Regions from separate parts of the Homo sapiens genome. Here region 2 is linked to region 1. A link is an interaction called in ENCODE POLR2A ChIA-PET data of the cell type or tissue named here. Cell type or tissue: HepG2. All regions are shown on one strand. Links, peaks and the distances in the headings refer to the core of each region. The heading gives the core; the rest is flanking DNA.

Region 1 (5,385 bases), core at 62-5,061:
ATAGAGCTAGATTCAGAAACAACTCGAACCAAGACCTGGAAATTGCAATGATTTATTTCTCTTTTTTTTTTTTTTTTTTTTTTTTTTGAGACAGAGTTGCTCTGTCATCCAGACTGGAGTGCAGTGGCATGATCTTGGCTCACTGCAACCTCCACCTCCTGGGTTCAAGGAATTCTCATGCCTCAGCCTCCTGAGTAGCTGGGACTACAGGAGGGCGCCCCCACACCTGGCTAATTTTTGTATTTTTAGTAGAAAAGGGGTTTTGCCGTGTTGGCCAGGCTGGTCTCAAACTCCTGACCACAAGCGACCCGCCCACCTCGAACTCCCAAGGTGCTGGGATTACCAGTGTGCACTGCCACGCCGGGCCCATTTCTCCAAATTATACATCAACTTTCCTCTGAATGTCTGTTTCTTTCTCCCTTTGTTGCAGATTGATGATTTCTGCTGCTCGGCCTATGTGGTGGAAAACACAAAGATCTCCATGTTTCTGCTTTAGTCACCCAGAGTGAGACTAGTTTGATTCTGGGTCCTAAAACTCACTGGCCCAGCCATGTTCAAGGTGTCCAGCCATGGATCAATCAACTTTGGCCTCAGATACAGTGTATGCAACTTGAAGTTGCTTCATAGCTCACTGATGCTTTGCCTTCAACCTTTTTTCACTGTTTCATTTTAGATAGTTTTTATTGCTACATATTCAACTATACTACTCATTTCTTCTGCATTGTCTAAACTCCTGTCAATCTCAATCCCATCCAGTGTATTTTTCTCTCCCTTTTTTTTTTTTTTTTAGAGACAAGGTCTCACTCTGTGGTCCAGGCTAGGGTGCAGTGGTACTTTCATAGCTTACTGCAGCCTCAAACTTCTGAGCTCAAGCAATCCTCCTGCTTCAGGCGTCTGACTAGCTGGGACTACAGGTGGGTGACACCACACCTGGCTAGTTCCTCGTATTTTTTGTGAAAACGGCATCTCACTATGTTGCCCAGGTTGGCCTTGAACTCCTGGCCTCAAGTGATTCTCCAGCCTTGGCCTCCCAATTTGCTGGGATTACAGTTATGATGCCTGGTCCCAGCATATTTTTCACTGTAGATATTGCATTTTTCATATCTAGATGTTCAATTTGCTCAGTCTTTTCTGTAGACTTTAAACATGGAATATAGTTATAATAACTGTTTTTAATGACTTTGTCTATTAATTCTTTGACTAATGTGCATGCATTTCTGGGTTGTTTCTATACATTGATTTTTCTCATTATTGATTGTATTTTCTTTGTTTGCAGCCTAGAAATTTTTTATTGGATGCTAGACACTGTGAATTTCACATCCTTAAGTGTTAGTCTTCTATTCCTGTAAACATTTTCTTGAGCTTTATTCTGGGAAGCAGTTAAATTGTTTGGAAACAGTTTAATCTTTTTGAAGCTTCTCCTAAGCTTTGCTAGGCAAGATGAAAGCAGCCTTTATTCTAGACCACAGAGGAAATGCTCTTTAGAGTACTCTACCTGATACCCTGTGAATTACAAGGTTTTTCATTCAAGGATTATTCCCTCTGCTCTGATCTCATGGTTCTTTCTTGAGTCTTGAGTAGTTTCTGCACGCTCATGCGTGGATTAGTACTCAGCTGAAAACCTGAGGGCCCCGATCTCTGGAGCTCTCTCTCTGTGCCGCAGTCTCCCCTCTGGAACTCTGCCCTGTGAACTCAAGATGCCATGGCCTGCCTGGGCCCCCAGGCTCCACCCACGTTTCCCCTCTCTAAATGCTCTCTCCATGCAATGAGCTCAGGTAATCACAGGCCTCACCTCATTTGTTTTCCCTCTCTCAGGAATCATTGTTCTCTGCTGCCTGGTGTGCAGTGTCTGAAATCTGTTGTTTTACGTATTTTGTTTGTTTTTTCTGTCCTTTCACATGGGAGGCTGAATCCAGTCCCTGTCACTCCACCTTGGCCAGAAGTGGAAGTCCAATTGTCTTCAGGAACTATTTGCAGTTATTTAAACTCTGGGCTCTTGCATGTCTCTGCACTTTTATGTCAGTTTGACGTTTTTCCCTTCCACCCTGTCTGCCTGGCAAGACTCAGTTCAAGCATTATCTCCTCCCAAACCTGCCCAGCACTCATCCCACGTCAGCATCCCCTCTCCATGCTCCCTGACATCATATCCACAGTGTGGAGCTTGGTTCCCCTCACTGAACTCTAAGGCCTGTGTGCAAAGATCATGGCTTATTTATCATTTTTAAAATTGAAAAATAATGATATACATTTTTATGGGATACATAGTGACGTTTCATACATATAACGTATGGCAACCAGTAAGGGTAATTAGCATATCCATCATCTGAAACATTTAGCATTTCTTCAGTGGTTTTGTTTTGTTTTTTTCAGACAGAGTCTTGCTCTGTCACCCAGGCTGGACTGCAGTGATGTGATCATGACTCACTGCAGCCTTGACCTCCTGGGCTCAAGCCATCTCCCACCTTAGCCCCCAGAGTAGCTGGGACTACAGGCATATGCCACCATGCTGGCTAATGTGTGTGAGTGTGTGTGTGTGTGTGTGTGTGTGTGTGTGTATGTGTGTGTGTGTGGAGACAGGGTCTCCCTATATTGCCTAGGCTGGTCTCAAACTCCTGGGCTCAAGCCATCCTCCCTCGCTGGCCTCCCAAAGTGGGATTACAGGTGTGAGCCAACGTGCCTAGCCTATCTTTGTTTTCAGACAGAGTTTTGCCCTTGTCACCCAGGCTTCAGTGCAGTGGCACGATCCAGCTCACTGCAACCTCTGCCTCCCAGGTTCAAGCGATTCTCCTGCCTCAGCCTCCCGAGTAGCTGGGATTACAGGTGCCTGCCACCACATCCAGCTAATTTTTTGTATTTTGAGTAGAGACAGGGTTTCACCATGTTGGCCTTGCTGGTCTCGAACTCCTGACCTCAGGTGATCCACCTGCCTCGGCCTCCCAAAGTGCTGGGATTACAGGTGTGAGCCACCACGCCTGGTCCCTATCATTTTTTTATACTGGGAACATTTGACATCCTCCTTTTAGCTTTTGAGGTTTATTCATCTTTGATTTCTGAACCTAGCACAGCAACTGAAACAGTAGCTACCCATCATATCCTTGTTGAAATGAATTGTTTCTTATATTTCAGTGGACTATTTAAAGTGAAACATTGGGTTGGGCACTGTAGCTCACACCTGTAATCCCAGTGCTTTGGGAGGCCAAAGCAGGAGAATCACTTGAGCCCAGGAGTTTGAGGCTGCAGTGAGCTATGATTGTGCCACTGCACTCCAGCCTGGGCAACAGAGTGAAACCCAGTCTGAAACAAAACAAAACAAAATCAAGTGAAACACTGTATATAATTACCCCGAAACAGAGAATAATCTTCACTGTTTATTCCAGAGTATTTTATAAACTGTTACCTGCAAAAATGGGCTGGAACTTAAACACTTATGTATTCTCAAGTTCTGATATTGCATTTCTTTGAATCAAGTATGTCATTTAGCAAAATTTTCTGAGGCGATTCTCAACAAAGTGGTTGTGTTAGAAGTATGTATGTTTGTAGCCTTCCCTTTAGAAGGGTTCTGGATTTTGGGGGCATATTTCTATGTAGTTTGGTTTGGTTACTTATGAGAAGCATGAAATCTTTTCAAATATTTACAACTCATGCTGTGCAGAATGCAACTGCAAAGTGCCAAGCAAACAACCTCATGTAGTGAAACCCTTCCTTGACTCAATAGCCAGGTATGGTGGCACACGTCTGTAATCCCAGCTACTCAGGAGGCTGAGGCACAAGAATCACTTGAACCCAGGAGGTGGAGGTTGCAGTGGTTTGAGATTGCACCAGTGCACTCCAGCCTGGGTGACAGAGTGAGACTCTGTCTCACGAAAAAAAAAAAAACATACAAAGTCACACTGTAATCTCTAGCACGGCATTATATCACATGTAGGTTTAATAAACTGTTCAGGGGAAACAGATGCCAAACTTTGAGGCTGGGCATGGTGGCTCACACCTGTAATCCCAGCAATTTGGGAGTCCAAGGCAGGAGGATTTCTTGAAGCCAGGAGTTCCAGACCAGCCTGGGCAACATAGTGAAGACCCCGTCTCTAAAACAAAATACAAAAATTAGCCAGCATGGAAGTACATGCCTGTAGTCCCTGCTGCTCAGGAGTCTAAGGCGGGAGGATTGCTTAAGCCCAGTAGTTTGAGGCTGCGGTGAGCTATGATTACACCACCGAACTCTAGCCGGGTGACAAAGCAAGACCTCTGTGGAGTCCTAATTAGGGAAAAGGAATCAAGCTGGCAGGACCAGGGGAAAGCAAAAAGAAGCAGCAGATAAGCTATCAGTCTGCCTTTCTTCATGGTCCAGGACACGTAGCCCTCCTGTGCAAATAACTCACAATCTCCCTGCACCCAACTATCAGAAACCTGCAAGTTAGCTCACCGCAACCTTGGTGTTATCACTACTGCACAGAGCCTTCCTCAGCATACAGCATACGCACTATTCTATACTATCCCCAGCATGCCTTTGTCTCTTGGAAGTCATCGGCTCCTTTGGGCTGGCCTGCCTGTTGCTCTCTTGCCGTGTATTTTCATACTTTCTTTAATAAATTTGCCTTTCTTTACCTACAACTGTCTTGGTAAATAAATTTTTCGTAACACCCACACCACCAGCTCAGATAGTTGCTGCTCACCGGTGACAACCCCGCTTCAAAAAATAAAATAAAATCAACTTTTACATGAAATTTGCTAGGAATGAGACCTGTGAGACTCCATCATGGGTCCTTTGTGGACTATACATGCTCTTATGCTAACATGTTTCCCCTCTCACCACATCACTGGGACACTCTGTGTCTCGCCTCAGCCTCCCAAAGTGCTGGGATTACAGGTGTGAGCCACCACACCCAGCCTAAAAGTTTGACATCTGTTTTTCCTGAGCAGGTTATTAAACCTACGTGTGATATGATGTGGTGCTACAGATTTCAGTGGGACTTCATGGCTTTTTTTTTTTCTGTACTTAAACCTACTTGAGGCCTCAATGCTTTCTTTTTTTTAACCTGTATAAAAAACTGACATAAATAGGTAAATAGGGCATGTTAATTATAGAAAAAACATTGTGTGTGTGTGTGTGTGCACACATGAGTAAATGAGTAAATATCACTTGCAATTAAACCACTCAGAGTGTCATTATAGCCTTTCGGTGTGTATCTTTCCTGCTACATATATACACACACACACACACATGTTATGTAGCAGGTACAATATGGTATAGAATATGAACTCATGAATTGATTCATGAATATAATATGATTCATGAATTCATATTCTATACCATATTGTACCTGCTACTTTTTGTAATCTGCTTTCCCTCATCATATCTTTCTAAGTCAACTAATATCTTTTTTTTTT
Region 2 (5,385 bases), core at 329-5,328, 140 kb after region 1:
TCTTACCCTCCATGAATAGTCCTATCAACATCTGTAATAGAAATCATATTCTGTGTTTTAATATTGACAAAGCAGACTGCTTAAAAAAAAAACACGTTATTGGTTTGGTCTTATGATACTCTTGTAGGCTTAGACATTAAAATTTTTTTTTCTGGGGAGTTATTAATATTTAAATCGTAGGTTTCTTTCTTGAATTTAAAATATCTTATTTCTAATTTTTGGAAAGTTTTCTATAAATTACCTTAAATACTAATAGCAATTTAATTTCTTATATAGCTTTTGACTAAAATTAAATTCTCATTCTGGCATTTGCTAAGGTATTTCTGTGACCTTGCCTAATCCTGGGTATTTATACTTACCATACCAAGAGCAAGTTAGTATCATGATTATAACTTATTTATCCAGAAGTGTTTAGGTTTTACTTATTTTAATATGGTTAATTCAAACTGATATAACATCATGATTTTAAGGCAGCTTGTATCATTTCTTTTGAGTAATTCCATATGCATTATTTAAATTTAACTGTAATTGCTATAAAAAGCACCATATTTTATAAACTTTTAATAACGTTTGTAGTTTTAAAATCATTACCTTATTAGCTTGGAGCTGAATATAGAACGAAAATAACGAGGAAAAAATTTGTTATTCTCTCTTACTAAGCTCTCCCACTGTGAGTAGAGGCAGAAATATAATTATATAAAATAGAGTAACTTTTTTCATTACTTATTTCTTGTAGGAATCTCCAACTGCCTCAAAACCCTGCTTTCCTGAAAATGAGTCTTCTCCCTCCTCACCAAAGCACCAAGATACAGTTAGTATGATAGAAGCATATCTTATAATGTAGTCCAGTTATTTCAATCAATTTTAGCAAGTTAATTTACTCTTAATGTAATGTTTAAATGAGCTTCTATTAAATTTCATTGGTTTTTCTAAAAAATCACAATCAAAATAAGTTTAACAATCAGATTTTATTGATTTAAAAGTCCCCCTTTTGTTTAAAATATGGTATCTTACATGATTAAATTATATACCATATTTTTAAGTGATGAACTTATATTTGTTTTTAAAAATAAATATAAAATTCCCAGACAATACTATGACATTATACTTTACTCTTTTTTTCCTCAGGCCAGCAGTCCAAAGGTAAGAAGCAATCCTCTCCTTCTTAATAGGCATAGACACCTTCATTTTCTATGCTGTAAAATATATTGCCAAGTCTGTGCCAGATGAATATTGGAAATAATATAGCTTAACTGTAAGTTCTCCTAAACTGGAAAACCTCCATGTGACTTCTGTTAAGATACCTGTCTTAACTCTGATGAAATTTTACTTAATTTCTGTATTTATACTCATTCCCAGTCTTTTCTGTTGCTGATCATGCTATTCCCCTTCAATGGCTTCTGGGTTTTTTTTCGTTACCGTTTTTTAAATAGAGACATGGTTGCGCTCTGTTGTCCAGGCTGGAGTGTAGTAGAACCATCATAGCTCACTGCAGCCTCAACCACCTGCCCCTCCCCCACCAGGCTTAGGTGATTCTCCCGTCTCAGCCTCCCTAGTAGCTGGGACCACAGGCATGCACCAGCACGCTCTGCTAAATTTTTTTTTTTTTTTTTTTTTGAGATGGAGCCTCACTCTGTTGCCCAGGCTGGAGTGCAATGGCATGATCTCGGCTAACTGCAGCCTCCACCTCCCAGGTTCAAGTGATTCTTCTGTCTCAGCCTGCCGAGTAGCTGGGATCACAGGCATGCGCCACAACACCTGGCTAATTTTTTGTATTTTTAGTAGAGACGGGGTTTCGCTATGTTGACCAGGCTGGTCTCAAACTCCTGCCCTCAAGTGATCCACCCACCCTGGCCCCCCAAAGTGCTGGGATTACAGGCATGAGCCACTGTGCCTGGCCCGCTTGGCTAATTTTTTAAAAATTTTTATGGAGATAAGGGGTCTTGCTTTGTTGCCCAGGCTGGTCTTGAACTTGTGGCCTCAAGTGATATGCCTGCCTTGGCCTCCCAAAGTGCTGGGATTACAGATGTGAGCTACCACACCCAGCCTGTTTTCTTGTAGAATGAAGCCCTAAAATTCTTAATGAGCATGACAAGGCTGTGCATGCTCTGGCTCCTGAGTGCCTCCACCACCTCATCTCATATTTCCTTTTCCCTTCTTGCTTGTTGTCCTACCACACCACCCTTCTCTCAGTTCCTCAAAGGAGCCTGCCTTTCAGATCAGGGTCCTTGTGTGTGTCATTTCTTCTGCATGCTGAAACATTCTCCCCGACATCTTTGCCTGGTTAGCTTCTATTCATTCATCAGGGCTTAGTTTGAACTTTTATTTCCTCAGAGAATTTTATTCTAATTCTCTAGGTTAGGCAAAGTTTTCCTATAATACTCTTCATAGTATTTGATTATATATTATTCGATTACATAAAATAACTTGTCATTATTTATTTCTTATAGGAACCTCCAACTCTCTATTAATGTCTGTCTTCCCCACCAGACAGAGTAAAGCTTCATTAGAGCAGGAACAGAGTTACCCCATTACCTCCCACAGTGCCATATAATAGCTGCTCAGTAAATATTTGTTGAATAAATAAATGAAACCTTAAAGCTTTTTAAAAGACAAAATTTTATTATGGCTTCTCTAGTTTATGAAATTATGATACACTGTTATTTATTAGGATACTTCAGATTTCCCAGAGGTAAAGATTTTCACAGATACTGTTTCATTTTTCTAACTCTTTCTCCATTCCCTAGTGCAATCTGGTCTTTTTGGCACTAATCAGGGGTTGTACACATTTCCTTCTGATGTTGGCTTAGGCAGTACCCCTGCCTAGAGTGGGCCTTGCTTTTTCTATACATAGTTAAATCCTATACCTCCATCAAGATGGACCCTTCCAGAAAGCTTTGTCAGACTAACGTAGCAGAATAATGTTCTCTTCTTTATCTGAACTCTCAAGTCACTAATTGCATTGAATAAGTGCAAGTTATTATATGTACTTCTAGTCTCCCTACCAGGTTTTAAATTCCTAAAAGAAGTTTAAATAGAGGACAGATAGAGACTACATGCATCTACTTATCTTTTGCATTATTTGCACAGTACTGGGTACATAAACATTACATAACGATAAAAGTGAACATTATTTTGGTGGTTTTGGCAAGAATTGCCATACGAATCTAAGGCACTGTTACTACAGTACTCTTAATCTGTCCATCTAGAAAAGTAGGAAACCCTTTAAAACTATTTTAAATGTAGGTAATGCACAGTTCCCACAAAGATCTTTTATACATTATTTTCATTTTGTTAAAAGAGAATTCCTAAGTAATCCTAGAAGCAAAGTTTTTAAATGTTGCACATGCAGTTACAAGGACTGTTTTCAAATTATTTCACCACCCATTTATCCATTTTCTGAAGTTTGACAGCAGCTAGACCATGCCGGACTCACAGTACCCTCTGATGGCCATCACAGGGAACTGCCTCGCCAATGTTTCTTCTGTTTCAATCTTTTTTTACCTTTAGGTGAAAAAAACAAACCGCCATGTTAATTCTACCAGAGGTGGTTCTGTTTTTCCATCACCAGATGGCATTCCTTTTTTCCTGAATGCTCCATCCATGCTGTTGTGCCCTCCCATGGAGGTTTCTGCCCTCTGTGACATCTCTTCACTCCCTCTGCCCTCTGGTTCCTCCTCTGCGCTTGCATGGCTTCTGGTATTCTTGCGTCTCTTTCTCACTCGTACCCAGTTACTACAGGGAGATATTTCCCTCTTTCTTTGCGAGTTAAAATCTGATTGGTATAAAGGCTTAGTGATAAGAAAGAAGGAAGCTGCAAATTTAGAAGTGGAAATGATACCATCATCATTTTCAGTTCTTAATGTCACCTTAAAAATCCCTGCAGATTGCTCATCTATCTCCTTTAATCACACCAGATTTAAAATTTCGTCCCTTAATATAAATTTTAAACATGTTAACTTTTTCTTTTCTAATTTTTAAATGATTGTTACTTTTTGTAGTCCCTTTAAATCTGCTTGAAATAGGCAGTATATACATTTTTTAAAAGTCAATAATATATTTGTCTACAATTTGACTATAATATGGATTAAATAGGTTTTTGTGGGCTGATCTAAGAAGCTATTCATTATATGTCCCAATGTACCTATGAGAATATGCATTTTAAAATTCCCAATTACTGAATACTGAGTAAAGTTTTAGAATATGCATTTCAGAAACTTGAGCTTTGATATTGTATGTCCACTTATGGTATTAATATGCATTAATCAATTTAGAGAAAAAGACATTTTAAAATTTAATGATTTGAAGTATTAATGGACAAGTTGCTTATTTTTTTCATTGAATATTACTATTCTAAGGCCTTTTTAAAAAACATGAATGTTTAATTCTTTTTATATCCATTGACTCTTTAAAAATTTTATTTTTATTCAGATAAAACTTATGTAACATAAAATTAACCAGTAACCATTTTAAAGGGTACAGTTCAGTGGCATTTAATATATTTACAACGTGTGTGGCTATCACCTCTGTTATAGGACTTTTCGTCACCCCAAAATAAAACCCATACCCATTAAAAGTCACTCCCCATTTCACCCTCCCCAGTCCCCTGCCCTTGATAACCACTAGCCTGCATTCTGTTTCTATGTATGGATTTACCCATTCTGGATGTTTCATTACAGTGGTGTTTTTTCAATGCTATAGGTACAATTGTGCAAGTTTACTTATTCTATATTTTTAAAATCTTATTATTACACAATTAACTGAAGATAAGGATTTTGATCAGGTGTATTGATTTTGGTATATCACACTTGTTAGCCTAAATTGAGAAGTACCTACTTTACTAAAAGAATGCAACATCAATTAGAAATTGTGGAGCCTGCAAAGTAATTATGAACTTGTGAAATTTTCCCCAGATTACCTAGTAGAATTTGAAGTTTATTGTTTTCTTGCCTATTAGGATAGAATAATATTGTTACTCAATTTAACCATAATTTGCTAGTCCTTATTAAAGCATTCCTGCTTATTTTTAATATAAAGTTTCTTTTAGAGTATCAAATACTTAGACCAACAAATATTCATGTATAAGTTTGTATATATTTTATGGGACTTAAGATATTTTTTATGAAGCTTTCTTAGTAAGCAACACAAAAACATTGGTTGATTTTGACACATATTATGTAGAGAAAGTATACTAAATAGTATGAAATAAAAATCTGTTTAAATTTTTTTCTTTTTTTTTTTTTTTCTTTTGAGACGGAGTCTCGCTCTGTCGCCCAGGCTGGAGTGCAGTGGCGCGATCTCGGCTCACTGCAACCTCCGCCTCCCACATTCAAGCAATTCTGTGTCTCAGCCTCCCAAGTAGTTGGGATTACAGGCATCTGCCAC

The links. ChIA-PET counts read pairs that join two places held together with the same protein. Peaks named below come from ENCODE experiments on the same cell type or tissue, not always from the same donor. Only the 100,000 strongest peaks of a DNase experiment are listed, where the experiment ranks them.
Region 2: POLR2A ChIA-PET joins it to region 1 with 6 read pairs; 4 of 35 experiments call an interaction of 5 or more read pairs at or near these places.

Annotation. Positions count from the first base shown.
Region 1 is chr10:31,971,679-31,977,063 of GRCh38, reverse strand. The region is part of intron 2 of LOC107984219 (a long non-coding RNA gene); the gene reads right to left. Among named protein-coding and RNA genes, the nearest start is that of ARHGAP12, 46 kb to the right of the region's middle. In HepG2, for the core only: no CTCF peak of the experiment used is centred there; a DNase peak (open chromatin) is centred at 2,453.
Region 2 is chr10:31,835,063-31,840,447 of GRCh38, reverse strand. It overlaps ARHGAP12 (Rho GTPase activating protein 12), which reads left to right. Exons shown (of 20, transcript NM_018287.7): 8 at 737-811; 9 at 1,129-1,143. Among named protein-coding and RNA genes, the nearest start is that of ARHGAP12, 91 kb to the left of the region's middle. In HepG2, for the core only: a CTCF peak has its summit at 3,444 (motif pointing left); a DNase peak (open chromatin) is centred at 3,437.